Regions from separate parts of the Homo sapiens genome. Here region 1 is linked to region 2. The links are chromatin loops, found by intact Hi-C in ENCODE. Cell type or tissue: testis. All regions are shown on one strand. Each heading gives the region's core, and the rest is flanking DNA. Links, peaks and the distances in the headings are about the cores only.

The links. A loop is a pair of places that touch in the nucleus more often than their neighbours do. Peaks named below come from ENCODE experiments on the same cell type or tissue, not always from the same donor. Only the 100,000 strongest peaks of a DNase experiment are listed, where the experiment ranks them.
Region 1: a loop joins it to region 2, with 5 times the contacts of the local background. A loop is called at or near these places in 103 of 110 quality-filtered maps.

The regions. Positions count from the first base shown.
Region 1 is chr2:24,980,887-24,988,351 of GRCh38, reverse strand. All of the region lies in intron 1 of DNAJC27-AS1 (DNAJC27 antisense RNA 1), which reads right to left. Among named protein-coding and RNA genes, the nearest start is that of DNAJC27-AS1, 13 kb to the right of the region's middle. In testis, for the core only: no CTCF peak of the experiment used is centred there; a DNase peak (open chromatin) is centred at 3,291; H3K27ac peaks cover 1,326 bases.
Region 2 is chr2:25,121,462-25,123,961 of GRCh38, reverse strand. It overlaps EFR3B (EFR3 homolog B), which reads right to left. Exons shown (of 23, transcript NM_014971.2): 5 at 2,168-2,289. Among named protein-coding and RNA genes, the nearest start is that of POMC, 46 kb to the left of the region's middle. RefSeq lists an enhancer at 1-68. In testis, for the core only: no CTCF peak of the experiment used is centred there; no DNase peak of the experiment used is centred there.

The DNA.
Region 1 (7,465 bases), core at 2,349-4,848, 140 kb after region 2:
CACTAGGCACTGTGCCTCTTTCTTGGTTGTAGGAGGGGCCAAATGCAGCAACTTATCCCTCACCTTAGAAGGAATATCTAATACTCCACAGGCCCCACAGCACTGGACTCCTAGAAATTTTACTGAGGTGGAAGGTCCCTGATTTTTAGTCAGGGATTTTAGATTTTAGATTTATTTCCCATCCCCTGGCACACAAATGTCTCACCAGTAAGTCCAGCGTGCTTGCTACTTCTTGCTCACTGGATCCAATCAGCACAATGTCATCAATGTAATGGACCAGTGTGATATCTTGTGGAAGGGGAAAATGATTAAGATATTGTGAAAACTCACTCACTATCACGAGAACAACATGGGGAAAACCGCCCCCATGATTCAATTACCTCCTACCAAATCCCTCCCACAACACATGAGGATTATGGGGTTTACAATTCAAGATAAGATTTGGATGGGGACACAGCCAAACCATATCAACATCCAAAACTACAGCGTGTTCAAAACAGATCTTGTCACTGTTTAAATAGCTCTCCTTTGGGGTCTCATTTCTGTCAGAGTAACTGTCATCATCTCAGCCACTCGGGCTCCAGAACGTGGGGTCAGCCTTCACTCCACTTTCTCGGTTTGCCCCACACCTAGCAGTCACCAAGAAGCTGTTCCTATTGTAGTTTTTTCATCTCTTCCTTGCTGTCCATTCCCATTGCCATTGTCATGTAGGTATTTATTGCCAGATGCCTAGGAACTACTGGGCTTCTGATGGCTAACCATAACCTACATAACCTTCTTTTCTTTTCTCTCTCTTTTTTTTTTTTTAAGACCAGGTCTCACTCTGGCAGCCAGGGTGGAGTGCAGTAGTGTTGATCTCAGCTCACTGCAGCCTCAACCTCCCTGGCTGAAGCGATCCTCCCACCTCAGCCTCCTCAGTGGCTGAGACTACATGTGTGTTCCACCATCCCTGGCTTTTTCTTTTCTTTTTTTTTTTTTTTTTGAGACAGAGTCTCGCTCTGTTGCTCAGGCTGGAGTGCAGTGGTGCGATCTCAGCTCTCTGCAACATCCACCTCCCAGGTTCAAGCGATTCTCATGCCTCAGCTTCCTGAGTGCCTGGGATTACAGGCATGCACAAGTGGATAGGGTGACTTGTTCTGTGCACCACCATGCCTGGCTACTTTTTTTTTTTTTTTTTTTTTTTTTTTGGTACAGACAGGGTTTTGCCATTTGGGCCAAGCCAGTCTCAAACTCCTGACTTCAAGTGATCCACCCACCTCAGTATTCCAAAGTGCTGGGATTACAGGTGTGAGCCATCATGCCTGGGCTAATTTTTTTATTTTTTGTAGAGATGGGGTCTCCCTGTGTTGCCCAAGCTGGTCTTGAATTCCTGGGCTCAAGTGATCCTCCTGCCTCAGACTCCCAAAGTTCCAGGACTACAGGTGTGTGCCACCACACCTGGCCTTTTTTTAATTTTTATTTTTTTAAGAGACAGGGTCTCTCTATATTGCCCAAGCTGGTCCTGAACTCCTAGTCTCAAGCGATCCTGCCTTGGCCTTCTAAAAATGCTGGGATTACAGATGTGAGCCACCTCACCTAGCCTACTTCTGTCTATTCTTGATACCACTCCCAAATTAGTATTTTTAAATGATGTTTTGTGCATGTTAATCAACTCTCCAAAATGTCTGTCAGTTGCCAAAGAACCGACAGTCACATGTGCTGGCCAGAACGAGTTGCACTCCTTAGCCTGACAATGCACTGCTGTATCAGAAGACCTGGCTTTCAGCCATCTGTTTCTTCAACAAATGCTAGCTAAGTTTCCATTCTGTACCAAGCTTTGTCCTAAGTGTTGGGAATATAAGTGAACCAGAGAGACAGTTATTGCCCTCAGTGAACTTGTTGCCTGGTGGGGAAGACAGCCAATTAGATTAACAATTACAGTTCAGGGTGACAAGTGTTGTCATTGAGTCACTTCATGGGGGTTTGTAGAAGCCCGAGGCAGAGCCAAACTTGGGGTGCGTGAATACAAAACAAGTGTCAGAGAAGGCTTTCCCGGGTAAACAACTTTCAACCTCATTTCCCACTATTTCCCTTTTGCAACTTTCTGTTCCATTATTCATCATTCTTTCCATATCTTATCCTTCCCTCAAGGTCCATGTTAAGTTTCTTCCCGGATCTCATACTCATGGTGATCGTCTTCTTCTCAGCTCTGATGGTATTACTAATTGGTGTAGGGGCTATGCTAACTTGAATTTATGTATGTGTTTATACGCATGTACATACACACCCATTAATTAGAATCATACAAAAATTATAGAATACTTAACCATTTTTAGCCCACAAAATGGCAATTCCATATGGTTCAACCATATGACTTGGAAACTTTCCCTAGAGCTATCCCTATATAAATCCACATACAAACTTACAGTTTAGCTTGAAGACATAAACTTATAAGCAGCCCTACAAATGCTCTGTCATATTTCCTACAGTCAAAAAAGTGTAAATTCTCATTTACATATTTTACATCTGATCACATGTACACATATAAACCCACAAAACGACAAATTCATTCACAAACGTCCTCATATAGCATACATTCAATATGCACACACGAAGCCGACAGATGCAGGAAATGCTAATGCACACACTCTCGCACACAAAGTCATTATAACCAACACATGAGTATACCCAGAAGCCCCACACATATGCTTGCATACACACATTCGTACCCAGATATATCCAGAATAATTCCCAAACTTAACAAAGCCAGGCACGTGGGCACCCTCGGGAGAATTTCACCCACTCACTTCTACCCTGTGTTTTTGCAGACCTAAAAAATCAGATAACAAGGTGATACAACTCTGTTTAAAATAGGGATTCATAAGCTCTGAGCAAGGATCTGGAGAACTCTACTGTGAGTAAAGAGCTTATGCTCTTATGCACAGAGTCTGTAACGTTCACCATGGCTACTCAAAGGCCTTTTTTGGGCTTATGCCCTTAGTAAGGTTAATGAGGCATTAGTGTCCCCTGATCCAGGTAAGGCCTTTTTTTTGTTTTGTTTTGAGTCCCTGCCAGGCCAACTTTCCTGCTGGGTTGGGGAAGATGAAAGCCAGTGACGGAGAAGGTGGGCTGGAAGCAGTTATGGGTGTAAATTATGACAAGCAACAGCCAGAGTTGTCCTAGGTGGACAGTCGTGGTGGCAGGGAACTGGCTATAGCTGACAGATCTGAGAGTACAGGGAGGGAAGACTCGTGGTGAGCAGGGGAGGGGGGTCTGTTCCTCTGTCGCATGCGCAAAGCTTCTTGGCTACAGTTTCCCTCTGGCTTGTTTCCCCACCACGCTGTCTCTGTCTGGTTTCCATGGACACCAAGAGCTATCACAGGCACAGCACGAGAAACCCTGAGCAGAGAGAAACATCAGGCTGGGGCTGCGTTTTTAGCTCTTAGGCCCTGTGAAAATTAGGAAGGAACTGTTTCTGTAAACTTTTTTGAAGTGTGACATACTATAGAGGAGCATTATACAGATCATTAGTGTGCAGCCCTCTGAATTCTCATGAAGTGAATACACCTATGTAACCCCCACTCAGATCAAGATCTAGAACATGACCTGCACCCAGACACCCTCCTTATAGCCCTCTTCCATCACTATCCCTGAATATAACCAGAATCCTGACTCCTCGTTCATTGATTAGTTTGATCTGGTTTGAACTTTATATGATTGGAATCATACAGTAATATTCTTTTGTGCCTAGCTTCTTTAACTCATTATTACATCTGTGAGATTCATAGCAGTACCATAGTATTGTATAGCAATGATTTAGTATTCCATTGGAAGAATATACCACTATTTATCCACTCCTCCACTGCCAGACAAATGAGTTGTTACCAGTTGTTTACTATTACTAATAGTAGTGCTACAAATATGCTGGTGCAAAGTGTATATATCTGATAAAGAATATAGATAAATAATATATGTAGAATATATAAAGATTTTTACAAATCAATAAGAAAAAAATAAGCAACTCAATAAAACATTAATTGAACAAGTACTTTTTTTTTTTTTTTTGAGACAGGGTCTCTCTCTGTCACCCAGGCTAGGGTGCAGTGGTGGAATCATAGCTCATTGCAGCCTCAACCTCCTGGGCTCAGGTGATCCTCCCACCTCAGCCTCCCAAGTAGCTGGGCTCACAGGCCTGCGCCACCATGTCCAGCTAATTTTTGTACAGACAGGGTCTCCCTAACGTTGCCCAGGCTGGTCTTGAACTCCTGGGCTCAAGTAAGCCTGCCCGCCTTGGCCTCCCAAAGTGGTGGGATTACAGGTTTGAGCCATTGTGCCGTGCAACAGGTAATCAACATAAGAAGAAACGACCTTTAAAAATACGAAAAGGCACTCAATCTCATTAGTCACCAGGAAAATGCAAATTAAAACTACACTTAGATACTACTACAAATGTCTAAGGAAGGCTAAAATTAAAAGACTAGCAAAATTGAGGGGCCAATGAGAATTTTGAACAGCTGGAACTCTCATTCACTGTTGGTAGGAGTGTAAATTGACAGCCACTTTGGAACACTGTTTGGCAGTACCAACCAAAGCTGAACAGACGTACCCTATGACAAAGCAATTCAACTCCTAGGTATATACCTCTTAGAAATGTGAGTACTGTATAAGTAATGTTGATGGACTTCAACTGCAAAATGTTAAAATTGAGTCAAGCTGCTAGTATGCATAATCAATCAGCAGCAGAATGATCATTTAAAATATTCTTTCAGGGCCAGGAATGGTGGCTCATGCCTGTAATCCCACCACTTTGGGAGGCCAAGGCGGGTGGATCACCTGAGGTCAGGAGTTCAACATGTGCCTGGCCAACATAGTGAAACCCCGTCTCTATTAAAAATTCAAAAATTATATGGGGGTGGTGGCACATGCCTGTAGTCCCAGTTACTCAGGAGGCTAAGGCAGGAGAATCACTTGAACCCGGGAGGCAGAGATTGCAGCGAGCTGAGATCACGCCGCTACACTCCAGCCTGGGTGACAGAGTGAGACTCTGTCTCAAAAAAAAAAAAAAAAAAAAAAAACAAAAAACCTTTTTCAGTTGTCCATTATAAGCAATATTGTTGGCTAGATCACTTTGGGAGGCTGAGGCAGGAGGACAACTCAAGGCCAAGAGTTCAAGACCAGCCTGGTCAACATAGCAAGTCGTCTCTGCAAAAAAGAAAACAAAATTAGCCTGGCGTGGTGGCATATGCCTGTAGCCCTAACTACTTGGGAGACTCAGATGGGAGGATTCCTTGAGGCTAGGAGGTTGAGGCTGTAGTGAGGTATGATCATACCACCACACTCTACCCTGGGTGACTGAGCAAGACCCTGTGTCTAAAAAGGTAAAACAAAAACCAACATTGTTCGCAATTTTGAATTGTTATCCAAAACTTTTTTATTTTTTTGAGACAAGGTCTCGTTCTTTCACCCAGGCTGGAGTGCAATGGCTCGATCCCAGCCCATTGCAACCTCTGCCTCCCAGGTTCAAGTAATCCTCCCTCCTCTGACCCCAGACCAGCTGGGACTACAAGTGCCTGCCACCACACTCAGATAATTTTTGTATTTTTTGGTGATTGTCTCATTATGTTGCCCAGGCTGGTCTTGAACTCCTGACCTCAAGCAATACACCAACCTCAGCCTCCCAAAGTGCTAGGATTACAGGTGTGAGCCATCGCACCCAGCCAATCCACAACTTTTTAATATATCTCTCCTGTATATTTACCCAAATTATTAAAGAGAGCTGGGTTAAAAAGTAGAGCCCTGTGCCATAGCTCTAAAGATTTCCCTCCTTTCTTTTCTTTCCTTTCCCTTCTCCCTCTCCTTCCCTCCCCTCCCCTTCCCTCTGCTACCCTTCCTTACCTTTCCCTTCCTTTCCCTACATTTTTATTAGGCAATTGGGTGCCATTAACTGCAATTAGATACGTAGGTGGAAACACTGGTTTGTGCCAAAATCTCCTCTCTATGAGGAGCCAGAGCAGTATGGCTGGAGAGTCTCAAGATCTAGAGAAGGGTGTTTTAGGCAGAGGTCTATATACAAAGGCCATGAGCTGCAAGTGAACTTGGCATTCAAAGAACAGAAGGAAGATAGCATTTGAGCACTACTAGTAATCTGCTAGGTACCCCAGGATATCTCCCAAGAAATTGGCAGCTTGCTCTGAGCTCAAATTTCTTGGCGGGGTTAATGACAATTTTCTACCTGTCCATATTACTGAATATCACTTGTTATGTGTTCCTTATTGCTACATTCCACTGCTTGTTGGCATCTTTGCTTCATTGTCTTGGCACTTTCAAGATGGCTCAATCCCATAGCTGGCAAGTTGGTGCTGATTGTCATATGGGAGCTCAGCTGTGGTTGTGGGTGTGAGTGGGGAGCTCGTTTCTCTCTCCATGGTCCTCTCCATGAAGAGCTGGAATCTTCACAGTTTGGTGGCTAGATTCCAAAAGTGAGCATTCCAAGAGAACCAGAAGGAAATTGCATTGCCTTTTATGACTTAGTTTTGGAGGTGGCATAACGTCACTAACACCATAGTTACAATTCCACCCAGATTCAAAGGAGAGGAACATAGACCTATGGAGAGGAGTCTCAATCCTACTGTAAGAATTTCATATGGGAACCTTGAAGACATTATGCTAAGTGAAGTAAGCCAGCCATTCTACTCGTATGAGGTGCCTGAAGTACTCAAATTAATAGAGACAAAAGTAGAATGATGGGTCCCATGGGCTGGGGGGAGGAGAGAATGGAGAGTTAGTGCTCAGTGGTATGGAATGTCAGTTTGGGAAGATGAAAAAGTTCTGGGAAAGATGGCAGTGATGGTTGCACAATGTGAATGTGCTTAATGCCACTGAGCTGTACATTTTTAAATGGTTAAAATGATACATTTTATGTTATGTGTATTTTGCCACTATATAAAAAAAGGTCATATGGAATGGGAAATGTTGTCACAGCCATTTTTGGAAAATACGAACTCCCACACACTTTTTGGGATAGTCTGTAGTAGGATGAATACATGGATATGAACATGGAAGCACAATATCCATGCTCACAGACTCCAAACTAAGACCCTCTACCCCTAATAAGGAAGGTCGGAAGGCTCAGCAGAGTCAGGGTTCTAAGGTTCTTACATTGCTTAGGAGAGACTCATCCCCATGCCAGGTGCTTCTCCAAGATTTCCACTCCCCTCTACCATTTGCCTGGTTTCTGTTACTCTTCAGAATCTCCCAGTAGTTTTTTCCTTCCTTTCCTCTCTTCCCTCCCTCCCTCCCTCTCCCCCCTCCCCCTCCTTCTTCTCTCTCTCTTTTTTTCTTTCTTGAGGAAGAGTCTCACTGTGTTACCCAGATTGGAGTGTGATGGCATGATCTCGGCTCATTGCAATCTCTGGCTCTTGGATTCAACCAATCCTCCCACCTCAGCCTCCCAAGTCGCTAGGAGTACAGGTGTGTACCATCAAAC
Region 2 (2,500 bases), core at 1-2,500:
CTGTGGGTGTAATGGCACTGCTGGTGGCTGGGAGCCAACCTCAGCAGCCTTCCTCCTGATGTTCAGGAAACTCCTGATCCTGCTGGAACACAGTGCTGACCACATCACACACTACAGATCATGTGTATGTGCACATGTGTCTGTGTGCATGTGTGCGTGTGTGCACGTGTGTGCAGTGGCATGAGTGGCCCATCCACTCCCCCACCACCCTGGGACAGCTTGGCAGGGCCTGCGTGGGCAGCATGTGTTACAGACATATGTGGCCATGGTCCTATACCTCCCCTAACACCTGCTTCTGGACATGCCCCCACAGCTCCAGCCCCTCTGGCTCTTCATAGCCATTTTGCAATGGTGGTGACTCAGGAAGCTAATTCTGGGAGAGGATGAGGGGCTCCTTCCTCCCATACCCCACTCTGGCCTCACCAGAGGCACTCAGGCAGGGCAGCTGCAGAGTCCACACCTGGCTTATGAGAGTCTCGGGGACTGGGGGAACCCAGACAATGCCACACAGTTGCACCGGGCCCTGCCCAGGAGTCGGTCTACTGCCTTGGAAGCATATATTCATTTTAATTTCTTTGTGATTAATTGTTTTTTTTTTTTTTGAGACAGGGTCTCACTCCGTCACCCAGGCTGGAGTGCAGGGGTGCGATCATGGCTCACTGCAGCCTCGACCTCCCAGGCTCAAGAGATCCTCCCACCTCTGCCTCCTAAGTAGCTGAGAATACAGGCACGTGCAGTCATGCCCAGCTAATTTTATTTTTTGTGGAGGTGGGGTCTCATTATGTTGCCCAGGCTGGCCTCAAACTCCTGGGTTCAAGTGATCCTCCTGCCTCAGCCTCCCAAAGTACTGAGATTACAGACATGAGCCACTGCACCTGGTCAATTTCTCTGTGATTTTATTTGAGAGATTTTGCTTCTATGTCCAAGTATGCTTCTGTGAGCTAAGTGTTTTTATAAATTGGAGTATGTGTATGTAAAAGCGTATCCCGTAAGGCAAGATGCTTGTCTGAGGGTGTTCATTCATTCTGTTATTCACTCAACAAGAATTTGTCAAGTGCCACTGCTCTCCAGGCAGTGTTAGTGCTTGGGATGCATCCGTGAGTAAAACGACGGACCCTGCCCTCACAGAGCTTACATCCCAGTGGGAAGAGACAGGTGGTGAACAAGAAACACAGAGAGTAATGTATGAAACATGTTAAAAGGGGAAAGAAACCCCGGCAGAGTGAGGGAGGAGTGGGCATGTGGGGGTGTGCAGGGCAGCTTCACTGACAAGGGGACATTTGAGCAAAGGTTTGACAGAGGCGATGCAGTGAGCCATGCAGATCCCTGGAGGAAGCATTCCCAGCACAAGCACAGACTGTGCAAAGGCCCTGAGGCAGTGTCTGTGGTGTGCTGGAGGGGAACGAGCAAGCAGGAGGGCCAAGGAGATGGAGTGGAGAATGCAGCTGGGATCAGCCAAAGTGTGAACTTTGGCTCTTTATTGGTAGGTGTAGATTTTGATGGTTAATGGTGAGTGGGTGTGTTTCTGGAGTATAAATGCATATAATTCTGAACAAAAGAGTGTATGGAGGGCTGTGTGTGTGTACACATGTGTGTTCTGTCACTGGCTCTCAAATTGGGCTCAAAGGACTGTTATCTTACATTGAGCCCCTTTGTCTGGCCCAAGCAGTTTTTCCTTTAGAAACCACATGTGGGGGCCGGGTGTAGTGGCTCCCGCCTGTAATCCTAGCACTCTGGGAGGCCGATGTGGGTGGATCACCTGAGGTCAGGAGTTTGAGATGAGCCTGGCCAACATGGTAAAACCCCATCTCTACTAAAAATACAAATATTAGCCGGGCGTGGTGGTGCACATCTGTAATCCCAGCTACTTGGGAGCCTGAGGCATGAGAATCACTTGAACCTGGGAGGCGGAGGTTGCAGTTAGCCAAGATCGCGCCACTGCACTCTAGCCTGGGCAACAGAGTGAAACTCGGTCTCAAAAAGAAAAAAAAAAAAAACAGAAACCACATGTAGGGAGCTGGGTGCTGGCCCACCTGCCCGGCAACATCAGAGCAGACACAGATACTAACAAAAGCAGACACGCAATGGCAGGTTGGAAGTTATCTACAGGACCCACCGTTGCTTCTGCTGTAAGCTGAACCAACTACCCTTGCCTTCCCCTACTCACTTGGTCTTGATTTCTAAGTCATCATGGCTCGAGTGGCACATTTCACTGAATCGGGACACAAAGAAGTCATAGCTCCGGTGATAGGACGGGGTGTCCTCCTCGATGTTGGCAAACTTCACAAACTATCAGGGAGGAAGGAGAGAAACACACGAGAGAGGTGACCCACCATGCTTCTCACTGCTGGGCATCCCCAGACCCCCTGCCATGGTCAAGCCATGGGAACCACGCATCCTGGAGCCAGCTTGGCCGGCCTTGCAGAGCACACTGGGGAGATGAGTTCCCAATCCCGCTCGCCTCTCCTGTTGCACAATAAGATTGGAAACCATGGCCCTT